2 separate regions of the Homo sapiens genome follow, and region 2 is linked to region 1. Evidence: chromatin loops called from intact Hi-C (ENCODE). Cell type or tissue: heart right ventricle. All regions are shown on one strand. Links, peaks and the distances in the headings refer to the core of each region. The heading gives the core; the rest is flanking DNA.

Evidence for each region. A loop is a pair of places that touch in the nucleus more often than their neighbours do. Peaks named below come from ENCODE experiments on the same cell type or tissue, not always from the same donor. Only the 100,000 strongest peaks of a DNase experiment are listed, where the experiment ranks them.
Region 2: it touches region 1 in a loop (5-fold over the local background); 3 of 110 quality-filtered maps call a loop at or near these places.

Annotation. Positions count from the first base shown.
Region 1 is chr15:35,663,365-35,668,756 of GRCh38, forward strand. The region is part of intron 1 of DPH6-DT (DPH6 divergent transcript); the gene reads left to right. Among named protein-coding and RNA genes, the nearest start is that of DPH6-DT, 120 kb to the left of the region's middle. In heart right ventricle, for the core only: no CTCF peak of the experiment used is centred there; DNase peaks (open chromatin) are centred at 2,667 and 4,794; H3K4me3 peaks cover 1,224 bases; H3K27ac peaks cover 3,647 bases.
Region 2 is chr15:35,582,536-35,587,927 of GRCh38, forward strand. The region is part of intron 1 of DPH6-DT (DPH6 divergent transcript); the gene reads left to right. Among named protein-coding and RNA genes, the nearest start is that of DPH6-DT, 39 kb to the left of the region's middle. In heart right ventricle, for the core only: no CTCF peak of the experiment used is centred there; no DNase peak of the experiment used is centred there; H3K27ac peaks cover 3,353 bases.

The DNA.
Region 1 (5,392 bases), core at 217-5,216:
TGATTTTACCAGGCAGAAAAATGTTCTAAGGATATCAGCAATGAAACATGTATTGCAGAATTAAATAGCTTCAAATGAGCAGTTGGAGGGCAATGTAGAACACCTGGTAGACAGGTAAATCAGTGTGTAAAGATGTGGAAGGAATCTTAAACATCTGCTTTACCAAGCAAATCCAAAACCTGGACTGGAAGAACTTAAGGATGAAACTCTGAGGTAGTTCATGGGCTGTGCAGATAAGTATATTTGATTTCTTAATAAAATACAACATTTATAGAACTAAGCATTGGTTGCAGTTTATTGGCACTGCATATTATTTAGCATTTATAAATGAGAACCTGTCAGCTCCAAATTGCCCACATGCATAAAAGGAAGCCAAAGCATTGACAATTTCAGACAACTGATATTTAGAATATCATACTTAATTTCAACAAGTACTTATTGCATGCTTACTTTGTTGAAGGCACTATGCTGCTCTATCAGGTTCTTTCTTCAGGCAGTAGGATAAGACAATGTCAATCAGCTAGCATTACATGTACAAGGTATATGTAATAAGTGCCTAAAAGAGGTGCAGAGGAGGGAGGGAGTATATCCAGGAGGGCAGATTATGAAAGACGTTGTGGAGGAGATAGCAGTGGCATTTTGACAGAAAGTTATGGGTCCAAGGAGAATGTTTCTGGATGAGAAAATAAGAGTAAAACCAAGACTGGTAAGATAGGAAGCGAGAGGCATGTTTGGGACATCAAAATAGGTCATTTTTGCTTGGTTGCTACAAGAGCAGTTGTAGGGAGATAGGAATTTAGTCTGAAAAGGAAGTTGGGTAATATTGTAAAGTGCTTTCAATTTTAGGGCAAGAGATCTACTTCATGCTGTATAACAAGGCTCCTCAACCTTGGCACTGTGGATATTTCAAATCAGATAATTCCTTGTTGTGAGGGGCTGTCTGGTGCATCATCCCTGGCTTAGTGGCATTTCTGCCTTCCTTATCCCCTCCTCTTCTGACAATGAAAAATGTCTCCTGATTACCATATTCCCTGGGGGGCAAAATAACCCCCAGTTGAAATCTACCGGTGTAAATAATGGGAATCAGGGAAGTTTGGGAGCTATAATCAGATATGCCTCTCCTTACTTTCCACATCTAATCCATCACCAAGTAATCAAAACTGTTTCTAAATATCTCTTGTATTCTTTTCTTGCATCACTGTTGCCACTGACTTAGGAAACACCTTCCATCATTTCCACAGAGATTCCTGCAATCGCCTATGAGCAGCTCCCTGTTCTAGACCTTTTCACCTACAAACTATTTTTTCATACCCTTTTTCAAAATACAAATCTGATCATGTCATCACTTTACATAAAATGCTTCAGACTCTCCATTGCTTTCATGGTAGAATTCAAATCTTTAACATGGTCCTTCCTATCTGCACAACCTCATAATTCCTTCCATAGGATCACGTGTCTCAGCCATATACTGGACTACTGAACTTTCTTTAAAGTGTCACACTTTTTTATATTGCCACGTGTTTTCACATGGTGTTCCTTCTGTCTAGAACTCTACTGTCCCTGCTTGATGGGTAATGCTTATTCAACTTAAAACTCATTTCAGTAGGAATCTCATCTAAGCACAAGAAAACCCCTCCTGCCCTACATACACCCTACATACTTCTGGAGCCACTCCACTTTGTGTTATTGTGTCCTAGTGCCAATCAACTTCTATTACTATCTGTACAATTTTGTCTCTTCCACTGGAATGTACTTATCTTGAAGGCAAAAACTAGTTGTGCCTTTTTTGTATATCCACAGTATATGTTGTATATCCACAGGATCTGTATATCCGCAGTAGTCATTGTCACCTTAAAGCTGTGGTCTGTATATTTCCCAAAAGGAAAGTGATGCAGTTTTGACTGATGGTCCTTAGCAACCAATATACTCTCCAAGGTGTTGGTCTTTTGTAGAGGACTTATACATAAGGGCTTGCGGGCCTCTGGAATAATCTCTGCTTTTTCCTACTTCCTCGAACAACAAGAATCAACCAAACCCCAGCAGCTGCTAAAATACATAGCTCATTGGTATTTCTGTTTTGTGGAGGGACTATATTCCAACTTACAAATAAAAATATCCTCTGCTAGCTATATGATTATTTCGGTCTTCATTTAGATGACAGTCATTAACCTGAAGCCCTTGGAACTCTAAGTGTGCCGGGTAAGGTTTGTGATCCCACACAATTGTTTTCTAAGAAAGAATATATAATACTTTTAAAATGTATAATAGATTTTTTAAAGAAGTCAGCTTTCTAGAAAGGTTAGGAGTAATTTTCTTAAAGTCCCTTTACAGAGAACACTAAATCTCAAGTAAAATTTGAAACCTTTGCCTTGTATAGAATCCATTTGTTAAATATCCAAAGATTATTTGACCACAAACACAAAACAAAGATCCAAGTGTGGTAAAAAATAAAAATTCAAAATTAAAGTACTAGCTTAAAAATAAGCACAAAAGGCCCTAGGTTCTTTTCTCTCTTAATAAAAGAAAAGGAACAATAAGACAAGTTGGACTCTGAATTTTCTGGAAACAATTTCAGCATCTGTAAAAGGTCTAAACAGTTTTCGAATGCTGGCTACTCCCAGGTCTGACATGTGCCACCTTAATCAACACTTTGGCGCGGGCGTAATGGAAAACATGTTTTCTCTGCCATAACTCTAGCGCAAGTTTATGACATCAGCCAAATGGGACAGACAGTCTGAATCCTGCGATAGGCCTTCTGACAGCTAAATAGAGGACACCCTGCTCATGAAAGATAGCCTTTATAGATACAACAGCTTCCAAGTGGAAAACTCTCTCTTGGAATAGAGAAATTTGGCACAACTTTTCCCAGAAACTATGCCAAAGATCTTTAATACTAGAGGCAGTTCTCATAATCATAAACTCTATTGGTTAGTCTACTGACACAAGTGCTTAGTGCTTTTTCATCTAATCAGACTTGAGTGTGGAAACAGCCCAAGGTTTCCTCGGGTGTTTATATTATTTCAATGGCACTTCCTTTGATTTACCTAAGGGATGTTTTGTTTTAATTAGAGTTTATGACCAAAGATCAGCCGAAAAAGTATTGACGTGGATGTACATTGTTTATGGGTTTTGAATACAATTATATCAACCATAAAAATAGACCAAACAATTTTGCTTGTCTGCCAAAAATAAATTCTTGATCACAGGATTTCAGGTCTTCATTTTGTTTTCATTTACGTTAATAAAAAGTACTTGCTGATCATTAACTGGAGAAAACTGTAAAGTCAGTAAATCTGGAAACTAACATTTATTAAGTTTCAATGGGAAATGTAATGAGGAGATCTGATGTTGGTTAAATTATGGACTCTTTCCAATTAGTTGGCTGTCCCTCCAAAGCAAATGTACTAAAAATAAAATGACTTCCTTTTTGATGTCAATTATAAAGTGTGTATTTTTTTTTGTCTCTTTTTGTCTTTTAGGTTTTGATAAGATTTGGCAAGATAGTACCTATGAACCTATCTGACACCTGCCTCAGAAATCATGCCAAATGTCATAAGGTCGCCATCTATTTCCTTCACACTCTCTTAGCTTTTATGTACCAAGTTCTAAAATTAGAAGCAAGAGAAATGATGTACTGAAGAATGCATCTTTATTGAGGACTTTTATTAAAACCAAACAAGTTCTCATAGGCAAAATATTAGATTAAAATGGCTTCCAAAGCATACCCACCAACTTCTTGACAGGTCATAATAGCATCTGAGTACAGAACCTTGATTCTTAGAACAAGATTTACAACTACTGATGCTTTCCTCTGTGTTTGCAAAGATATTGAGAAACACAACAGCTAGGGCCCCTGCTTCAAGATCACCAAATATTTGTGGTCTCAGGTCTGCAGCTGCTCTGTGCCCTCCTCACATTCAGCAACTAGAGCAGTATGAGCCTTGGATTGTGGTCCTCAAAGACCCTTCTTGGTCACATATGTGTTTCTAAGAAGACATCAGCATGGTGACAAGATTGATGTTTTATTTTACCTTGCTTAAGGCATTTGTACCACAAAAATGAGTTTTTAAGTGGGACTTTGGAAACAAAGGTGTTATTTCAGAATATACAAATCACATAATGAAGATTTAATTTAATAAACCCCCCAAATTTTCATTTTAACCAAGAGTAGGGCATTAAAATAGTAGGAGATCTAGATTCCATTTTTGGTTTCACTTTCTATTATTGCATGTTCTGAGCCAAGTCATTTGACAGCTATGAAACAGGGATACTAATACTTCTTTTTTAAAAACTTTGTGTGTATATATATATATAAAATTTATGGATACATAGTAGGTATATATAATATTTATGGGGTACATGAGGTATTTTGATACAGGCATGCAATGCATAATAACCACATTAGGGTAAATGGGATATCCATCACCTCAAGCATTTATCCTTTGTCTTACAAACAACCCAGTTATAATCTTTTAATTATTTTAAAATGTGCAATTAAATTATGTTGACTATAGTCACCCTGTTATGCTATCAAATACTAAGGTCTTATTTATTCTTTCTAACTAATATTTTATACCCACTAACCATCCCCTAGGGATATTAATACTTCTCTGTAGGAGAAATTGAGGGCTTCTTTTCCAGAGGAATGCTGCTATCAATTGTTTGGGTTCATGCTGTTGTCACAGTGCCAAGGGCTGTGACAGGTTAAAGGCTGGCTCACATACGAATGTGGCCCTTTTAAATTGCTCCCCCACCCCCACTCCATGAGCTTAGATAAGTCCTTTTAGGGGTAATAGGCCATCTCTCTTGCTAACATATGACTGGTGAAGTGAGAGTGACTTGGAAGAGGTCATCAGTGGCCAGGCTGAAATCTAGGGCAGCTACTCCCTTGCTTTTTCAATTTCTCCTACTTCCCACTGGCATATGCATTCTGCTTTGGCTTTTTCTTTCATTAGAATGGCTAGATCTGATATTCAGTTTTGGATTGTGGTGGTAGGAGGCAATATAAGCCCTGAGAACTGCTTTCACTTTCCTCTACTTGAGTCTACTTTGTTAGGGTGAAGGAAATCTTCCACACGGCTCATACCAGAATTTTAGAGTCTTATGTCAGTGTTGGGGTCAAAGCCCCAATTACTGCAGTAAGAAATAGTTTTTCGCTCCCTTGAACTTTTTTTTTTGTTTTTTAATTCAGGGAACTTGTAGAGGATTGACTGGTCTAGGACCAGATTCAGGTATTTAGAATCTTATTCTTGGTCATTTATCTCTCAATAGATACATATCTACTGGCATTCCATTTTGACATGATTTACATTTATCTCACAGGTGGTTTACAAGATCAGTTGGAATAATATATGTCAAAATATATGCTTCAGGCACTATAAATTATTGTACA
Region 2 (5,392 bases), core at 129-5,128, 81 kb before region 1:
GGTCTTTTTCAATAATTGTCAAGGGACAAGGAATGTCAGAGAAGGATTTATTTGCCCACACATGGAGCACGTTGTCCCTGACTGTCCAAAATAATCCTCTTAGTCCCAGAGAATCCTATCCCTCAGGAATGCCACAGGAATATCCCCAATTAGCAGAATGTAATTACTTGAGTGGGAATCATGTACTAAATGATGAACCTCTCCTCCCAAATGGCATGAGCCTTTGAATAATTTAGGAGGCGAGAACAATTAAATACAAGAGGACCATCCTGACAGTAAGGAGATGTTTGTGCTGCACTCATGAACATACATGCTATAAGGAAGGCTAGAACTAGAGAAGTGTAACTAGCTTTAAAGTGGAATAGAGTTAATATTTGCAATCTATATAAAGCTCATTTAAATACACAGAATGACCTGAAAATCTTAGATAGACAAATGAACAAAGGATATGAAAAGGCAACTTATCCAGGAGAAAATAAAACCAGTAGACAAGGAAAATATTCACTCTTATAAGGAATCCAAGATGTTCAGATTTAAACAACAACAAGGGCCCATTTCATGTCTTTTAAAGTAAACAAAACTTTAAACAATGATAGTGTGATACAATGATACTGATGAGATTGTGGGGAAGCCATTATCTATTGCTGGCTGCATTGTAAAACTTTTGGAAATAAATTTGATAATTATATTATAGCAAAACCCTTGAGAAATGTTTTCAACCAGTAATCCTAAGAAATAACTCAATAAAATAATAAAAACCACATGAACTGAGAATAATTGTTGTATTATCTATAGCTGCAAAGTTTAGAAACAAATATTTAAAAATAGGATAATAGTTACAAATTATGAATTATAAAACAATGAAATGTAATTTGTCTTTTACAATGGATGGTCATAATATGCTAGCTAGAATATGATACAGAAAATATGACAAAATTTAAATTACGGTATGGATATAACTATGTAAAATATATAACTATACATATGTGCAAACCCTAAAAAGAAATTTATGAAAATGATATCAATGTGTTAGTGTGGTATGATTTTCAGGGAGTTATTTCATTCTAAAATGTATTTTAATATGATAAAATGTTTAAAGATCTGTAATGAGTTCACTGAGGAGCCTTAACTTGTTGAGGGATAAACATGGAATAGATTTATTTTTCTGATAACTTTGTGCAATGCTGACCTCTCTGATTTTTGCTGAGGTGCTACCTTCAATTCCATGACTTTCCAATCACTTGTCAGAACAGTCTCTCTGGTTTTTTAAACTCAGTGTTGTGTGTTTTGCAGATTTCATTTTACATTCAATTCAAAACCTTCCCCTTTCCCTCTATATTCAGTTATATTTATGGCTCATTTTCCTTCCCTCTTTCCTGCACTTCTCTGGTGGACATAGCTTCCTTTCTTACCTGTTTCCCTTCAAGAGGCTGTTCTCTATTTATGCTTACTGGCCATCATTCTTCTCTGCTTTCTTGGAGGGCCTGGTAATGCCCTCTCCATAATCTCCTGGAATGAGAGCTTCAGGTTGGTGTTAATCTTTTTCCCTCTCACAGCCACATACTGTATAGTTTCTTACTGGTGGGGTCCCCTTGGTTTGTACAACAGGCTTAGAGAGTTGATACTGGCAAGAGAGGTCAAGCCCAGCCATTTAACTCATGGTCTACATAGAAAATCATGGATCATGGTCCATATTTAACAGTGAATTACAGGCTGTCTCACTGCCTTTTCTCATACACCACATTCCTCTTGCCCTTTCTTCACACTCAGCATCAGCTGAGTAGCCTGGAAAGTAGCCTGGAAACTTTTAAATAAATTATCAGCAGTTGACAACTTAGCGGCAGGCAGGACTATTCCAGCAATCATTGAGAATAATTCTACTGGGCCCTTCCTCTACTTTGGCAAGAAGAAGTATGCCATCAGCCCTACTCCATGGGAAAGCAATTGCCTTCATTTTCAACTTTCCCATATCAAGTCTTTCTTTTGTATTGATTAAGGTGGTTGTGTTGGTGGTCTTTATGGTTACATTAGAAGAGTGTCTCTCTGTAAGTCCTAGAAGGAATATACTGGCTCTAATTACTGGTGTCTCTTTGAACTTAGAACATCAAGTATTTAGATGCCAGTTCTAGTTCTCACCTTACCATGTAAAAACAGAATTATCATTAAAAGATAGTTTAAGTGTGTTTAGTTTATAGGACCAGGGGAATAAACAAGGTGCACTCTTACTACAAAATATACTAAACATCATCAATATTTGTTGTCTGGTTGATTAAGTGTTTTTTGAAAAATACCCCAAAACAATAACTGAAAATTGTAGAAAGCATCTTAACCTAGTCACACATATGATTTATTTTCAGAGTTACCGTCATTAAGTCCATCTGCTGAAAATCCTCCCTCTCTCCAAAACAACTGCCTTGCATATATCCTCTTCTACTTGGGCTAAAATTGTCACTATTATGGGTTGGGGAGGGAGGTTGGAAGAGAAGAGGAAGAGAACAAGAATAATGGAGTAGTTGGGAAGACAGGGCATCCAAAAAAAAACTTTACTTACTTCACATTTTACCAGGGCCCAGCAATATTGCTCACATGATAATCAGTAGGAATTTTGTTTCCTTTTCAAATTGATTAATGAGTACTTATTAACTCACAGGCAATTAAAGGGCCAGTGGGCACAAATTCTCCGTATTTTCAGTAAATGCCGTTATTGCCTAACACTAAATAATATAGAGACTACTATTTTTAATCTTTACCACTAATTAGAAGACAATGGCACAACTTCAAATCAATCAATTCTTCACAGCTAAAAATGGAAGTACTTGTTAGAGTAAAAGCCGATGAAGGAGAGAGAGAGTGCCAGAAAGAGAGAGAGAGATTTTCTTTTGTTGTTCCTGTTTATGAACTTCTAAAAGTTAGAAATATTTCACCTAAATCTTTTTATTTTAACTCAAAATGTTATTCTATTGGGGTTATTTATCTAGATTCCAACAAACACTGTCAATTTTTTCTTATGGATTTTGTTTGAGACGTACATCACAGGTAGATATGTTTTTAAGTCGATCAATTTGACATATTAGCTTAAAATACAGCCTGTCCCTTAAGACTCAATGTCTTTGAAAATAGGAAGCTTGAGGTTGAAATCACTTAAGGCTGAGTTAGAAAAATGGCCTATATTAAAGTCAGTAAGCTTGTTTTTCTTTTGATCATGTGTAAACAGAAAATCATGTCTCACAGGTGAAATTGTGTATTATCAACCTGCCTTTCCATTGTTCTTACATTCTGAAATGAAAGCCACTAATGATGATTCTTTATTTAGAGCTATGTGTTCGTTTTACTAGACTGTCTTTAAAATAATATATAATTGGATTCAGTAGATTCAGTAAAACATGAAAAAATACATGCTAGACAAATCTATAGTAGCTGCAGAAATCTATAGCAAATACAAAAATCTAGAGTAAATTGACACTGGAAGGACAAGAGCTAAAGGGTCTGTTGACTGTAAATTTTGATATGTGCACAATGCCTACCTCCAGAAATAATAGCCAAACAGCATAATGAAACATAAGCTTCAAATGGGCCAAGTGAACAAGCATTTGACTTTTCTTGAAAATGATATAGGCTCAGTTATCTGTTTAATCACCATTAATTTTGCATTTAACTGCCAACTGCCTTGTTTTCTATTTAAGTTTAAACATACATAAAGCTTTTCTTTTCCATTATATTTCTTTTCAATTTCTACAGTGATCATTTTGCATCACAAAAGGAATTTAAAGAGTAATGCAAGGTACGCCTCCTAAGCCACAAGGTCAGTCTCTTCTGGTGGTGTTCTGTTTATTTGTGTCTTACCTTGAATTCCATGTCGTCTTGGACACTTTTCTCCTTCTGTAAACTTATGATGTCTCATTACAACTTTGCTGAACTTGTGGCACTTAGACATGACTTCTTTCCTAGCTTTAGTTCAATTGTTCACCCCATGACTTGGAGTAACAAGTAACAAATTAGTAGCTTATTTAATAGGGATAAAGACTGATAGTCTCACTCATGCTCTTTTTACTGGGAGTCAGTAGGCAGGAAGCTAAAATTAGCTCAGTTTTGTCAAATTGATTTGAGTTCATCCATGGTAAAATGAAATCTAATATTTTCCTTCCTCCTACATGGTTAGAAATTTTGGTTCTCAGCAGGTGTTGAATTTAAATAGTAAGAACAAATGGAAGCCACAGCTATGGCTCTGAGAACAATTATATAGGTCCTTGAAAATCCATTTCCAATCTATATTAAAAAAGAAATGTTATTTTGCAGCAATGAGGAATTAAAGTCTGCTGAAATTATTTTTTTTTCTGCTTCAAGAAATCAGTCCAGAAATCCCAAACTTTTGTAAGTCATGGTCTTCTTTGAAACCACATTTCCCTTATGTTTCACATTGTCATTGCATGAATTCTGTTACTTTGATGTCCTCAATAATTTATTACTTTTTGCATTTTTCTTATGACACAGACCACAGAGCTATAAGAAACTGACCATTGCATTTCACGTGACTTGGGCTTAAAATATGATAAAGGAAAAGAGTAAAAGTTGTCATGGTATCTTATATTAAAAAAGGTATTCTATGTAACAAAGCTTATTAAATTCAATGAGCTTCTCTGTAAAATAATGACCTTTTTATCAAATTTTATATAATGAATATTTTTCTGCAATGAAATTCTACTTGTTTCTCTCTTATAATCACTATCACTAAGCAACAGACTTATTTGCTGCTTGCAATAATGAGATACAGATGAATTCATTATAATTGTTTCATCCCACCATCCAACAACAGTTACAAATAAACTCTCCTAAAGTTTTTGCTCTTTAATTACCAAAAAAAGTTCAGCCAGAAAAAAGACTCAAATACCTAAAGTTTGATTTCACTGACCCCGAACAATTACAGTAACTAAAACTAAAAATGGCAGATACTACGCAACATCTTCCACTTTTCCTGGCAGAAAACCTTCTTTTCCTCACAAGCTAATTCAAAGTATGAATCCTATAAGATTCTTTTCATCTTTACCACTTGCTGATGGCAAACTGAATTTTAAGTAAGACTCCCTTATGAAGCAATTGTGATGCCTCATGCAGTTTGTTATACTTTTGAACTATAGCAACCTGGTAACATAGGTGAAAGCCCATAATGATTGTGAGCATGTGTGTGTGTGTGTGCGATTTTATGATGCATGGGTTTTTATTGTTCCTATCTTTGTGTCACTGTGTACCCAAAGATACTGTCACTGTTCTTCTCCCCACCAGAAGTCAGAAGCATAACACCTCTTTGTAATCTTAAAAACAGTCATACTTTCTATAAATATTCAAAATACAATCGCTTACCTGGATTAATAGAAAATATTTTAAAAGACTCCAA